5 separate regions of the Homo sapiens genome follow, and regions 1, 3, 4 and 5 are each linked to region 2. A link is a contact called in ENCODE Hi-C or POLR2A ChIA-PET data. All regions are on one chromosome and are shown on one strand. Each heading gives the region's core, a stretch centred on a gene start or an enhancer-like site at or near the end of the contact. The rest is flanking DNA. Distances are from core to core; before and after follow the strand shown. Region 1 has its middle 14 kb from the start of DRAIC. Region 2 overlaps LOC101929129 (a long non-coding RNA gene). Region 3 overlaps PCAT29 (prostate cancer associated transcript 29). Region 4 has its middle 70 kb from the start of LINC02205. Region 5 has its middle 43 kb from the start of LINC02205.

Region 1 (2,700 bases), core at 164-2,663, 440 kb before region 2:
GGCCAAACCTCACTTCCTCCTCCCAAATCATGTGTCTTCAGAGTACATTCAAGGGCAACTCCACGCTCTGTGTTTCAGAGAAAACAATCCTTCATGGCTGTGCCCACGCTCTCCTCCCACACCACCAGATGTGCAGGCAGCGTGGGGTCTCTCCAGCATCCCCTGTTCAGACGGCCCGTTCGGAAACTGGACATAACTGTGACTTGTGTGCCTGGCTCTGAATAATCAGTTAGGCCAGTGAAATGGGAGTCTCTCTGTGTGTCTGGAATTTGAACTGAGACCCTAAGTTGGGACCACTCAGAAGTCTGGGAGACTCAAGAGTGAGGTGGCCATTACAGAGCCACACACAGCACAAGGTATTAAGTCAGGAGAAACTGAGGCAGCCAGACAGACGGGGAAGGGAGCAGGGCACAGAAAAAACCAATGAGGAGAGATACCCAGGGGAGAGGCCAGAGCTGCCTGATCAAGGACGATGCCCACCTCCAGGACAGGGACTCTTAAAGTCTGCCCAGGGATGGCAGGGCTGCCATGGAGCAGTATCCCCTGAGATATGGCTCTCATTTTTCTGCTTTCCTACTGGTGTGTTTTTTTGCCACTCTCTAGCCCTGGCTGTACCACTGAGGACTGAATTTTAACAGGCAGCAGGAAACTGGGATTCTTAGGTTGCAGGTCACTGGATCAAGAGGCACCACATCTACGTGTGAAGCAGGGATTACTGCCCCTCACTGCTGATATGGGATGCCAACATACCGCCCTGAGACCCTGCACCTGAGGACGATGCTGCCCCTGGGGCGGATCTAGGGCTGCGTTCCCTGGGGAGGGATGAGGTACTTTGCTTGCAGGAGGGAGAATGAGCCGGAAGCCATCAGTAGTCAGGAATGTGCCCTTTCAGTGTCCCTAGCTCCTGACTTCTGGGCACCTGGTGGGATTGCACTTTCTGCCTCTTTTGCTTGGGTGGGGCTGTGTGATAGATCCCACCAGTGAGCTGTGAGTGGAAGTTTTTCACTGTCTGTGTGAGGCCCTCAGTCTCTTGCTCTCAGTCACTGTAGCCAGCATCATTCCAGATGGTGGTGGCTACTGCCTCAACCTGGATCTTAGAAAATGGACACAGAGCTTGTCCAGCTAAATAAACCTGCCTGATTTGGAGCCATTTCGTGTTGGGGATTGTTTGCTACTACACCACACCCTGGGTGATCTGGCGGGTGCATTGCCTTAGCCAGGGCTTCAGCATCACACATTTCCTGGATCCTTCTGGGAAGTAGATGGAGGGCTGCTAAAAGCTGGGGCAACCCTAGGGGCTGGAGACATTCCCTGGGTCCCCCTGCCAGCCACAGTGCCAACCCTCAGGCTGTGGCACGGGAGTGCTGAACAGCAGAGGGCACCAGAGGCCTGTTTCTGCCTTCCCCATCCTGGTGCCATCATGGGGGTTGGTGGCATCAGTATTGCTGGTATTGTAGGAGGGTAGCATTTGGACCTACAGCAGAGAGAGATCTCGCTCCTCTTCTGTCACTGTGGTTGTGGGCAAGTGTTTGGAAGATGCAGACTCACCCTTCAGTAGGCTTCAGACAATATCTAGGGACCAGGGTCGGGGCACCCACCACAACTTCCTCTGGCCCTTTCTCTCTTGGGCTGGCCCCACCTTCAGTTGTCATCTGTCAGGCCCAGGGGTGGGGAGGAAAGCCAGGAGCCAGGATACAGCAGAACAGGCACAGGCAGCCTGACTCAGCACACAGCAGTGTTTTCAGGCCATCCCCTGTGGCTTTTCCTCTTCCATGCCTCAGATCCCACCACTATACTTTTGCCCATTTAGCACCCTACTTTCAATTCTGAAAATGCAGCTCTTGTTTTTTTGGGGAAAGGGAAAGGATGGAGGTTGGAGAGGGTGGGACTAACAGCAGATGTTTTCAGGATTTGAGAGCTTCGTCAGTACAAAGAGCTTTGTGCTAGGAGCCTGGAAGCCAGGTGATCTGCAGTAGGTCTTTTTCTTCCTTGGGCCTCAGTTTCCTCCTCTGCAAAAGTGGGTTTTGGGACAGCCAAGCTCTGAGCCCCTTCCAGAGTTTGTAACCTAAGATTCAGGTTTTGCTGGTCAGGAAGAGAGAGACAGCCTGGCCCTGGGGTAGGGATAGGAAGGAGGAGGAAGGTGCTACCTGTAAGGTAAAGGAGACAGGTGGGGGAAGCTTGGGTCACTGGGAGTCCTTAGCTGGACCATGACACTTTGCCAGGAGTGGCTGGATTCCCTGCACCTGCTGCTTTACTGTTGGCCTGTGTTTCAGTATTTACATTTCTCTGGATCATATAAGACCAAGGTCAGGTTAAGTCCATTACTCCTAACCCTAGTTGGCCCAAAGTCAAACAGAAGAGGTTGCCTGTGCACCTGCATCTCTGCCCTTCCTGCCTTCTCTAGGTGCTCTTAGCTCTGCATTTCTGCTCCTTCCTGCGGGGGCAGGAGGTTGGGCCTGACTCTGAAGCCCTAGTAGGGCCTGTCTTCCAGAAAGACAAGCACGTAGACACTGCAGGCAGCCACCTTGGGGTGGGGAAGGGAACACCCGCCTGGCATCTGGCTGTTCGCTGGGTGGGGATGCCTCTTTCTGCTGCCTTTGTTACCCTTTTCCCTCACCACTGCCAGCACTCAGGCTCCATAGTTAAAAGGCGGCACCAGGTTCTTCCCAGCAAGAACCTCAGGAGCTCTGGAGGCACCTT
Region 2 (2,700 bases), core at 38-2,537:
TGCCTTCCCCCTCCCCCCACTCCCAGAATGCAATCTACCGAAACCTCTTATTAAAAGTATCCTGGGGGTGATAAAAGTGTCACTAGAGATTTGCTCATTTTCTAAACTGTCATTAAAAAGAAATTTATGGTCAGGGGAAATATAGGCAGTGGAGGGTGGAGTGTGGGCAGGGAGAGAGGGAGGATGATTTCAAATCAGTCCCTTAATAAATTAAAGATGCTCACTTGCAAGAGGGGCTTGGAAAAGGAAATTGCTAGAAACTCATGGCTTTCTCCATTCCAGCTGGCCGGTGTCCTCCTCCTGCACTCTTCCTCTCAACTACACTCCCATTCACACCCACCCCTCCCCTCCTGACAAATCCACAGGGCAAATGCTTCCTCCCTGCGGGCCCACCCCATCCCGTCCTCCTCCAGGAAGGCCTCCAGTTCCCCTCCCTGAGGCTTCCACAGCCCCACTGTCTGAATATTAGATAGACTATGTCTCACCCCCACTATACTGTAAGATCTTTGAAGGTAGGAGTCTTGCCTCGAACTATTGCATGAATCTTAATCAAGGGAGGTGGAGGTGATCTCATTCCCTTAAATTATTAGGAAATGTTAACCGAGAAAAGGGAATGAAGAACCCAAGGAGTTCAGACCTCATTTCACACACGAGGAGCCTGAAGCTCGGAGGGGAAATGGAACTCACCTCAGGTCACAGGGGAGCTGTGAGAACCCGCCTCTCCTGGGGTCCAGCAGTGTGCCCAAGAGCTTACACTCAGAGTCCAACTGTGCCCTCCCCACTCACTGGCTTGGGGAACCTTGAGAAAGTCACCAAGCCTCCTGTGCCTTGGGCACCAGAGTTGTTGTGGGTATCAGCTGTGACGCTGTTCGTGCTTTGCTCAGTGATATTTTTATTTTGCATCACTTTGTCATTGGCATCATGATGGCAGGAAGGAAGGCAGGGAAGCTCGAAGCTGTCAGGGCTTCAGTCTTTTGCCTGGACCCTCTTCACCTGCTCAGCAATTGTCCAAGCATCCACTAAGTGCCAAGTCCTGGGCTAGGCTTGGGAGATACAGAGACCAGCAGGCATGGCCCCAGCCCTAGACACACTTCAGTCTGGTGGGGAAACTACTGCTGCGAATGTGGGGGTCCCCGATGGCCTGGCTCTCACTCCTTCTGGGTGGGTTGTGGGTTCACATTTCTCCCCCCACTGGACTTTGAGTAGCCCTGCCTCTGGCTTTGGCCAAGCAGGACCAGCCCAGAAGGAGGCCTCTGGGGAAAGGAAGAGGGTGTGCCTGGCAGGGGTGGGAACAAGGGTGTGGGGAGCTCAGCAGGTGCTGACCACTGAGAAAGGGAAGTGAGAGAGCAGGTTCAGGCCAGGTTGCAGGCTGGGCCCGTGGGGATGAGGCTCTTAGGTCTGAGCCAGGCCAGCAAGGTGGAATAACCCCGCCTCCGCCTAATGCAGATGCTCAACTCTTGCCCTGAGTGAGGTTCAGGAAGAGAGGCTGGAGGCAGGGGGCAGTCCATAACAAAAGGCTGAGAGCTGAGCCTGCCTCAGACCTGCTCTGCTAGCTCCACAAGCTTCCTGCCTGGGCCTCCTTCCCCGGTCGGCTGGGCACGACGCTGTCCTCTGCTTCCTACCCTCCGAACTGAGGATCAGCTGAAGGCAGTCAAGGAATGAGCACTCTCTGAATGAAAAGAGCACATTTCAGAACCTCATGGAAGCCTTTTAGTGCACATGCCATGAGGCCTGGGTGGGGAGGGGAGGGAAGAGGAAAGGGAAGAGGATTTGACATCGAGATGGAAAGAGGGAACACAGAACTTCTGTGCACGGCATTTAGAACACAAACACTGCATCACTGAACCATGAGGCTGCAATGCAGACAAAAGAAGCCTGGAGAAATCCCAGTGGGTTTCTTGGAGGAGGGGAAGGCTGGTTTGGGCTTCACAAGTTTGGTGCACACAGGGAGAGGGGAGAAAGTAAGGCACAGGCCACAGCGGGAGGGCTTGGGACCATGGGGGCCCTGCAGGTCTGGCCAGGCCATGAGCAGAGTAGGGGGTGGGAGGCTTCCAGTCTCTAAGGGGCCTGAGGACCCAGGTCCCCGCAGCCCTCCTGACCCCCAGGGGGCCCCTCCAGCCTGTTTGGTGGGTTGTTTGCCAGCCTCTGCCTGGGAGCCTCGGCCTTCCATCTAGACATCAGGCCAGCCTCCACGTGGAGGCAAAGGACGGCAGATCAAGGATGGGCTGACGGGCAGGGGGTGTGATCAGTGGAAAGTTCTGCCTGCACAACAGCACACTGATGCCTCCGGGGCCAGCCTTGTCCTGCGCTCAGGATTTCTCCCAGCCTGGCTTGGCCTCTGCTTTACTCCGACACTATTTTTATGCCTCGATACCTCACTTTGCATCTGTGGCTCTCTGTTTTGCTTTCTCTCTCTCTCTCTCTCTCTCTCTCTCTCTCTCTGTCTCTCTTCTCTGCCTCGTTCTGAACATCTCTGTCTGGCTCGCTGTGTCTTGCTTTCCCTGTGTGTCTCTCTCCATCTCTGTCCCTCTCTCTCTCTCTCCCTCTCAGGACTCCCTGACCCGTTCTGTGTGACTCTGTCCATCTGTGACCTGCCCTCTGTTACCACAGCACTAGCTGACAGATGCTGAGAGTCTAGGCTGGAGAAGTTTTTCGGGTTCCAGGCAGGCGTCCTGGAGACTTCAGCCTGCAGGGAGTGCG
Region 3 (2,700 bases), core at 7-2,506, 350 kb before region 2:
AACCTGCCAGCAAACTGTCTCTGCTTCTCTGCTCTGCTCTGTGCCCCAGGAGGGGACCTCTAAGGGCTGCCCATGCCTCTGACCACTGCCTGGGCTTGGCCAGCGGGAGATACCAGAATGAGAAGCAACAGTGGGAGGAGAGAGGGGCTGGGCTATTTCTCCTCTGCTTCTCCCTCTGGGACGTGTGTCTCGGAAGAGCTGCCTCCCTCTGTGACTGCGCTCCTGTGGGGCGGCCCCTCCTCCACGGCCCCCACTCCTGCTGGTCTCTGGCCATGACATCCTGCCCTGCCCTGTAGATGCGGGCTGCGGACAGCTGTCAGCTGTTCTAGTCCAGGAGTCTCCCCATCCCTTTTGGATTTCCTTAACCCTGCCTAACTCAGTCACAAGCCCCTCCATCTGTGTCTCTTCATTTGAGCCACCTGGGGGGAATTCTGTTTCCTGTGGGGACCTCGAATGATACTGGGGTGGACCCATTCTTTATTGAGGACCTACGCTGGCAGCCATCTGCCTAAAGGCACACACTGGGAGGAAGGAGTCCAGACCTCCCAGGGTAGCACACATCCCTCTGGGAGGGTCCACCATTCACCCGGCTTGCTTTCCTGGCCACTGACACCCCTCCCCAGGCCCCACCGCAAGTCTTTGTACACCACCTTAGTGGAGTCTCGTGTGTGGCCCTGTGAGGCAGGGTCTGGCTAGGCCCTCTAAGGGATGTGGAAACGGAGGCCCAGGGAGGCTGGGGCTCTTCCCTAGGGTCACCCAACTTTGCACAGCAGAGTCCAGTTCCAAATGTGGGGCTAGCTGGCTCCAGTGCTGAGCAACTTCCTCTGTGCTGTGTGGGAGGTTCGTCTTGCTCATGTAGCTCACGTAGAACACACACACACACACACACACACACACGTGCACACACAGGCACAAATGACTAAATGCTTTTAAGGAGCTGTAGGAGAGTATGGGCAGGGATGCAAGGCCAGAAGTGAGGAGGGTTAGACGTGGCAGGGAGGGCTGGGTAAATCCAGGAGGGCATTTTGGAGGAGGTCAATAAGTCCTGGAGATGATTGGAAACCGCGTGGAAGCATATAGCCAGGAACTCTCTAACCGCGCCTCGGTAGACTGGTTGCACTGAATCACCAGGTTGGGTGGGGTTTAGGGGTATGCTTTAAAATTAGACTCCCAGGCCTCATCTCTAACATATAGAATCAGAATCTCTGGGGATGCAGTCCAAGAATCTGTTTTGTTTTGCTTTGATATGCAACTAGTCGTGGGAGCCACAAACTCTTCCCACTTCCCCATTTTACGTGCTGGGGAAGTATGTAAAGGAAGTAGAGAGAGGCCTAGGGACTTGCTCAGGGTCTCACAACAACCAATTCCAAAGCCAGGGCTGGCACCCAGGCCCCTTGGTTCCCAGCTCGGTGCTCATCCGACTGCTCATTCACCCTCGGGCTTCTCAGTGGGCAGGGTGGAAACACAGCTTCCTTAGATGATGGTCTCAGCCTCCTCCTCCCCCCGCCCCAGCCACCCTGCAGCCGGTTCTCAAGATGGCAAGTGGGGGGTGGATGAAGGTGGTGGCAAAGCGAGAAAGCGCCTGGAATAACACGACATTTTGAAATGTGAATCACTGGCACTTTCTGTTTTCTCCTGTTCCCCCTCTGCACCCTCCCATTCCCGCCCCCCCCCCCCCCCCGCCGACCAGGCACTCTCTGAGCTGTAGGAACGCTAGGCCTGGACATCCACCCAGCGTGTGGAACCAGCTGGGGAAGCCACCTGCGTGCAAGAGTGGGTGGAGTCTGAGATGAGAGCAGAGACTGGGGCTCTGGGCCTACTGCTGTCCCTTCTTGCTGTGTGACTTTGGGCAAGGCACTGTACCTCTCTGGACCTCAGCACTGGGATGCTCACCATAAGGCTTGTCAATACCCTTGGGCTGCCACATGGTGGGGGTGGGGGCCCTGCAGGACCTAGTCTATCCTGAATCCCTCTTCTGCCCTCCTGTCCTGACATTCCATCGCTCGTGTTCCGGTCTTTTGAACCCTGAGTAACAGGAGCCCAGGACGGTGCTGGTGGGAGGGTGCTGGGAAAGGGGGAAGCTGGGGAGGGGGCAGTTAGGGCTGCCAAGTGGAACAGGGGCCACTCAGCCGCTGAATGAGTGTCTGGACTCCCACCCCCAGACACTTCCTCCACATTCCCTCAACTCAGGAGCTAATGATTCAAAAACAGAGGTCAGCTCCTGGCTCCATGTTGACATGCAGGTACAGGGCAGAGCAAGCCAATGGTACCCTGGACCTCAGGGGGCTTGTGCCCTCTGTGGTGTGAAAGGTCACTGGGCATTTCTTAAGTGCCTCCAGCGCCAGGGCTTCTCCTCAGGCACCAAGGAGTGAGTTGGCTCTGTGTGTGTTTGTGTCCCCATCCCCAGATCAGGCCTGACTCACCCCGTGTCCCCACAGTCCAACACAGTGCTGGGTGCACAGCAGGGGCCCCAGGGACATCCCTGCATGGAATTTGTGCTGCCTGGCCAGGACCTCGTCAGCCTCAGCAGGCAGGAGCCTTGGTCCCAAGAGGATTGCCTTTGGGCAAGGCTTTTTTTCAGGCCCTCAGTGACCACATTTCTAAAATTGTGGTAGTGGCCAGTTTCATAGGCTGAGGAGCTCTTTCTGCTCTCCCTCGCCACAGGGTCCCTCTGCCTCAGCAGGAGAGCAGGCCAGAGTG
Region 4 (2,700 bases), core at 112-2,611, 420 kb after region 2:
GGCCAAGGCAAAGAGAAGCCAGGAAGATGAGCCAGTGAGGGAAGGTAGAGGGTTTCCAGAGCAAAGAGGCAGCTTTAGTCAACCCGTGGAAGGGACTTGCAGACCCGGACGATCCTTAGAAGGCTGATCAGGAAGCGACATTGACCAGGGGTGCCTGGCATTCTTCCCTGCCCTGGGATCAGCGTGGCCTCAGGAGTGCACCCAACAATGCCATCAGGCTGCCAGGACCCTCTACTGCCAGCTGGGTGACCTTAGGAAAGTCAGCTGGCCTCTCTGAGCCTGCTTCCCTGGGTGGACAATGGGGAAAACCCCTCCTTCTTGGGGTTGTTTGAAGATCAAATGGAATTCTTGAGCACAATCTCTTCCATTGTAATGGCTTCCTGGCTTGCTCCTACTTCCTCCCTGCTCCATTAAAGCTTAATCTGATAAATCAATTAAGGATAAAATACTATTGGCTGACCTCTGGTTAGTTGCCAGAGTTCAAGGACAACAATTTATTCCTCTGTGCATCTTCCTACCCCCAACCACCCCCCCGCTCCACCCGCGCGCGCGCGCGCGCACACACACACACACACACACACACACACACACACACACAGTGAATTGTCTAATGGCCTCTTCTTCCAGATAGGAGACACTCTTTGTGCCTCCATAAATGTAGCCTGGCACCAGTAAGTCCTGTATAAGTACTTAGTAGATAAAGGAATGAAAGCCTGGCCAGAGGGAAAATCCAAACCTCCTGCTAGGAGGAAAGCCAAAGGTCAAAGTTGGGTAAATAGGGGAAAGGAACCAGCCCCAGTAGCCAAGGTAGGTGAAACAGAAAGAAAAATCAGTAGAGAAGAGACAGGTTGGGAAGAGGAGTACAAGGTAGGTCAGGAGAGTTGTCCAGGTCATGCAATGAACAAGGTCTTCTGGGCTTTGAAAGACACATGACTGTAGCTCTGTGGCTTAAGGCTGGACTTCATGGTTTCTAGGACCAGACTGCTCTGGAGACCATGGAAATTGCACTGCCCAGCTGCGTGCTGGGGAGTCCTGGTGAAAAGACTGTTTCATTCCACTGAGAAGCCAAGGAAGCAAAGACGCGAAAGGGAGAAATAGGGAGGTTTCTGAGCAAGAGTGGCAAGAGGAAAGTGCTATTTCAGGGAACAAATGATTAGTGATGTTACACAGAACAGGTCAGAGGAGGAAAGAATGCAATTGGGGAAACTAGTGAGGATGCGGCCCAGGGAAGACTCAATGAAGACTGAGGCCAGGGTGACGAGGGTGGGAAAGGACACAAAAGAAGTAAACAAGAAAGGAAATCAAGACACAGACTCCCTCTCTGTGCTCCTCAGCCTGCTTCTCACCTTCCCTGCACCTGTCTCAGCCAAAGCCAGCCCTCAGGGCCCTCCCAGCCCCATGCCCCCGGGGCCAGGCCCAGTTACATCAGGTAAATAAAAAGGAAGTATGTGGTTTCTTCTTTCATTTCTCTCTCCTGACTTCCTCTGACTGCCAAAATTTGTCTGTCCCATCTGCAAAAATGTGACATTTTATATTCAAAGCAGTGCATGTCTAGTTATTTACTAGATGTGCAGCTAAGACATAATTACATTTAAAGTATTTTCCCCCAGGAATAGTCTTCCTTTAAGCAACAGTGCTCATTGTTTGAAGATCCTACATTTGGCGAAAAGAGTTCATAATTGCCTTGTAAACAGGTCTTGCAGACAGACACAGCAACAGCTACTTCTAAAACCTCCTGGAAGATTCTGGGGCTGAGAAAGTTGTGTATCTGTGTGTCTGCACATGTGTGGGTCCATGTGTCTGTGCATGTCCATTTGTGTGGGTGTGTTCTAGGTATGTGTGTGTGTGAGAGAGAGAGAGCACGTGTTTATGGAACACACGTCTGTGTCTTGTGTGTTGTGGAGGGGCAGAGCATGAAGAAGGAAACTAGTGTCTATTGAGAGCCTACCATGTTGCAAGTGCTTTGGGCATGGCCTTATTTAATCTTCAAATATTCTTGTCTCAGTTTAACAGCTGAAGAAACTGAAACTTAGAGAAGTAAAAGAACTTGCCCCAAATTAATCTGCCCATAAGTTTCAGAGATAGAACTCTGCTTCTCATAGTCTGTCTAGTTTGTGCTAAAAAGACTGAAGAAATAAAAGTACCATGTTGTGTTTTCACTCAGTGGCATACTTCATATTTTCTCAGATTCATTCATATATAATCATGTATATATCATTTTCTGAGTCCCTCCTGTCCTAGGCATTGTGGTAGAAACCTTACATATGCAATCTAATGCAATGCTTACCACCTCTCTGGAAGCGGGTTTATTATTGCCATTTCAGAGATTTAAAAAAATGAGGCATCAAGGGATTAGGTAACTCCCCCTCACAGAGCTGTAATGCAAAGGCAGCTTTGTTCAACTCCAAAGCCCACGCTCTTGCCCTTACATCCCACAGACTGGCTTCATTATTACTCAGTTTTGAGTCTTGAGAATTTAGAGTCTAGGTAGGCAGGAAAAGCATACATGTGACAACCAGAGTTATCACATGGTGGTCTGTATGTGAAGGCCAGCAGCTACCTTACATCACCAAAACTCAGATTATCTCCATCTTCCTGCTCTGCTACCCTCAGTCTGTCGGCTGCCTCAGACTAGTTTTCCTCATGGTTACAAGACAGTTGCCAGAGTTCCAAGCATTGCAAACAGCCTTGACTATACCC
Region 5 (2,700 bases), core at 145-2,644, 450 kb after region 2:
ATGGAGTCCTCAAAGGGAGAAATCACTGTGGACAGCTGGCCAGAGCACAGCCTTGAAGGATGGGCTTGTCCAATGATGAATCAAGAGACCTTGGTCTGAGCCTTGTATTTTACAGGGCACCCAGGAGGTTCCCTGGGGATGGAATTTAGAAGGGTGAAGAGAGTGAAGAGGAAATGGGATGGTGTTCTAAGCAGGGAGGAAAGCATGGGCAAAGGTGTGGAAGCTAAACACTTCCTGAGCCAAAAGGGAGTCCTGTTGGGTCATACTGGGGAACACTCAGGGGAGTAATTAGAAACTGGATTGGATGAAGAAGGTAAGACCAGGCTAGGGAAGTCCCTTGAGAGAAAAGCAGAGGCTTTGGACTTGAAACTCGAGGCCAGGCATTGGCAACTATAGCCTGAGGGCCAAATCTGGCCCACTGCCTATTTTTATAAATAAAGTTTTATTGGAACAGAGCCACACTCATTCATTTGGTATCATCTATGGCTGTTTTTGAGCAACAAGAGTGGAGATGAGTAGTTGTGGCAGAGACCACATGGCCTGCAAAGCCTATAATATTTATCCTCTGGCCCTTTACAGAAAATGCTTGCTGGCCACTGCTGTAGGTGGGCACAGCCAGTCAATGAGGCTTTTCAGCAGCCACCAAGATGGTAAAGACAAGCCTAGCAGTGGCTGAAGGACAGGGTGTATTCTAAGAGGAAGGAGAAAAGTGCCTAACTTCTATTGAGTTCCTGCCCTATGATTTTCCTTCACCCACATTATCATTGTTACTTCTCCTAACCACCCTGCCCAGAAGCTGTTACTATCTCCATTTCAGAGATGAGGAAAATGGGGTCCGGAGAGGTTAAGTGACTTACTCAAGGTTACCCAGTGCTTCAGGGCAGAACTGAGATTTAATTTCAAGTCGGTCAGATTCCAAAGTCAACGTTCTTCCCACCACACCTCATTGCCTTTCAGGGCACTGAATATCCCAGGTGGGAGGGGACAGCCCCAAGTCAATGAATTGGCTACTGTGTGTCACAGCCTGCAACAGTCCAAACTGGGGAGATGGTACGTGTTTCACTTCCCTGAGAACAAATGTAGAGGCCAAGTCTGATCTGCAGAGGGGACTTCTGCCCAGGGTTCTTCCAGCAATTGCTCTCAACTTGTTCAAACATGGACTCCACCCTGTCCCCTCCACCCCATGCCTCCGGAGGCACTGGCTCTGCCAGGAATGCATATCGTTCCATCTTCCCCCAGCCTCATCTCACAGCCAGATGCTAAAGGCAGTTGGGAGATACCATCTCCCCATCTACAAAACACACACACACACACACACACACACACACACACACAAGGGTTGGAAGGCCTGCATGGTGTCACCCACAAGAGATGACCCAGTTGATTTGCAGTGAAATTGCAACACAGCCTCTGCTTCCACCCCAGCTGATCCTAAGCCCTGGAGCAGAGGGGAGCTGGCCTTGTTTCCACCCCTAGCCTGGCTCCTGTTCCTCTCGTGACTAATTCAGATCCTCATCTGACAGCCACCCATGACCACTTCATCCAGAGAGGCCCCAACAGACCTGCTTCTTGGTTTTGCGGTCAAACTGGTTCTTGAAACTTCCCCAGAGGTCCAGCAGGGTTTACTCTGTCTGTGGGGAACTGTAACTGGCTGCCCCTTGGGGTTGAGCTGGTTGAGGACTTGAGAAACCATGAGAAGGAGGTCAGGAAAGTACAACTTCTACCTGAGACCTTGGTTATCTGTATGGTGTGTAAGACAATAGGAATCCACCCAGTAGATCCCAATGGATGGGTCTGTTCCTTATCAGCTCCCCATTGGCCCAGAAGCCAGGCCAGATAAGCCTCTGACCCCAGTGTTTCTATCAGGAAATGAACACAAATATAGGCAGACAACCTCCCCAGAGTAGGTGGGAGGAACCCTGTGACCCCCTAGGCTCATTGGCTGGCTCTAACGAGCAATTGCTACACCCTCCTACTCTCTTGCCTTGGGAAACAGTTAGAGTTACCTGTCAGCTCCAGGGGAGACTAGACCCACACCTACTCATGAGCTGGGGTGTAGCTCTTCTGGATGCAGAGGGAGAGGACAGAATGAGAGACACCTGCCCATGCTACCCACCAGCCTTCCTCAGACATGGTTGCCAGCTCCTTGTCACAGCCCCACTTTGTTCTGCTGTGACCACAGTGTGTGCTCACATAGGAGAGTAGAAGGAAAAAGACCAAGAGAGGATAAGGCAAACAAGATTTCATGAGCATCTATTATGTGCCAAGCTCAAAGCTGGGCACACACAAGCATCATCATTTTTTTTCCTTATGCAGTGACACATCCATGATTTTTTAGACTCTGCGTGTGCATCATTAAGACACAGCATAACATAAACGTGAAAGGCAGCTGCAGAGACAGCCCTTCCTAGATCCCTGCTCTGCTGCTAACTATCTGCGTGGTCGCAGTTTACACATCTATCACATAGGAACTAAACAATAATAATTATTTCATACGGTAATTACAACGATTGAATGAGGTCATTTATATAAAGTACTTGGAATAATGCCTGACACATTGAGAATAAAATAGTAGTGTTAATTGTGATTTTTTTTTTATCATTACCCTCTTTTACAGCTGAGGAAATCAGACAGGGCTAGTGACCTATGTAAGGTCACACAGCTAGAAAACCGCAACACAATTAGCCAGGCATGGTGGTG

Evidence for each region. A loop is a pair of places that touch in the nucleus more often than their neighbours do. ChIA-PET counts read pairs that join two places held with the same protein, here RNA polymerase II (POLR2A). Pooled maps may share reads with other maps.
Region 1: a map of Caco-2 shows a loop between it and region 2 (6-fold over the local background). The contact joins two enhancer-like sites. A Hi-C loop is called at or near these places in 3 of 168 maps with a recorded cell type or tissue (Caco-2, PC-9 and prostate gland) and 7 of 50 pooled maps. POLR2A ChIA-PET finds 5 or more read pairs at or near these places in 1 of 52 experiments (WTC11).
Region 3: a loop to region 2 is called in a map with no recorded cell type, with 24 times the contacts of the local background. The contact joins two enhancer-like sites. A Hi-C loop is called at or near these places in 28 of 37 single-sample maps with no recorded cell type and 5 of 50 pooled maps.
Region 4: a loop to region 2 is called in a map with no recorded cell type, with 10 times the contacts of the local background. The contact joins two enhancer-like sites. A Hi-C loop is called at or near these places in 8 of 37 single-sample maps with no recorded cell type and 4 of 50 pooled maps. POLR2A ChIA-PET finds 5 or more read pairs at or near these places in 1 of 52 experiments (naive thymus-derived CD8-positive, alpha-beta T cell).
Region 5: a loop to region 2 is called in a pooled map, with 6 times the contacts of the local background. The contact joins two enhancer-like sites. A Hi-C loop is called at or near these places in 3 of 37 single-sample maps with no recorded cell type and 6 of 50 pooled maps. POLR2A ChIA-PET finds 5 or more read pairs at or near these places in 1 of 52 experiments (MCF 10A).

The regions. Positions count from the first base shown.
Region 1 is chr15:69,574,778-69,577,477 of GRCh38, forward strand. No RefSeq gene overlaps it. Among named protein-coding and RNA genes, the nearest start is that of DRAIC, 14 kb to the left of the region's middle. Within about 2 kb of position 1,414, at least 2 of the 41 ENCODE cell types and tissues checked have a DNase peak (open chromatin) inside an H3K27ac peak, as active enhancers do.
Region 2 is chr15:70,013,729-70,016,428 of GRCh38, forward strand. All of the region lies in intron 2 of LOC101929129 (a long non-coding RNA gene), which reads right to left. Among named protein-coding and RNA genes, the nearest start is that of MIR629, 64 kb to the right of the region's middle. RefSeq lists an enhancer at 1,174-1,677. Within about 2 kb of position 1,288, at least 4 of the 41 ENCODE cell types and tissues checked have a DNase peak (open chromatin) inside an H3K27ac peak, as active enhancers do.
Region 3 is chr15:69,665,780-69,668,479 of GRCh38, forward strand. All of the region lies in intron 1 of PCAT29 (prostate cancer associated transcript 29), which reads left to right. Among named protein-coding and RNA genes, the nearest start is that of PCAT29, 75 kb to the left of the region's middle. RefSeq lists enhancers at 513-1,127, 568-617, 648-697. Within about 2 kb of position 1,257, at least 11 of the 41 ENCODE cell types and tissues checked have a DNase peak (open chromatin) inside an H3K27ac peak, as active enhancers do.
Region 4 is chr15:70,434,175-70,436,874 of GRCh38, forward strand. No RefSeq gene overlaps it. Among named protein-coding and RNA genes, the nearest start is that of LINC02205, 70 kb to the right of the region's middle. RefSeq lists a silencer at 1,285-1,488 and an enhancer at 2,299-2,348. Within about 2 kb of position 1,362, at least 4 of the 41 ENCODE cell types and tissues checked have a DNase peak (open chromatin) inside an H3K27ac peak, as active enhancers do.
Region 5 is chr15:70,461,742-70,464,441 of GRCh38, forward strand. No RefSeq gene overlaps it. Among named protein-coding and RNA genes, the nearest start is that of LINC02205, 43 kb to the right of the region's middle. RefSeq lists an enhancer at 1,112-1,191. Within about 2 kb of position 1,395, at least 6 of the 41 ENCODE cell types and tissues checked have a DNase peak (open chromatin) inside an H3K27ac peak, as active enhancers do.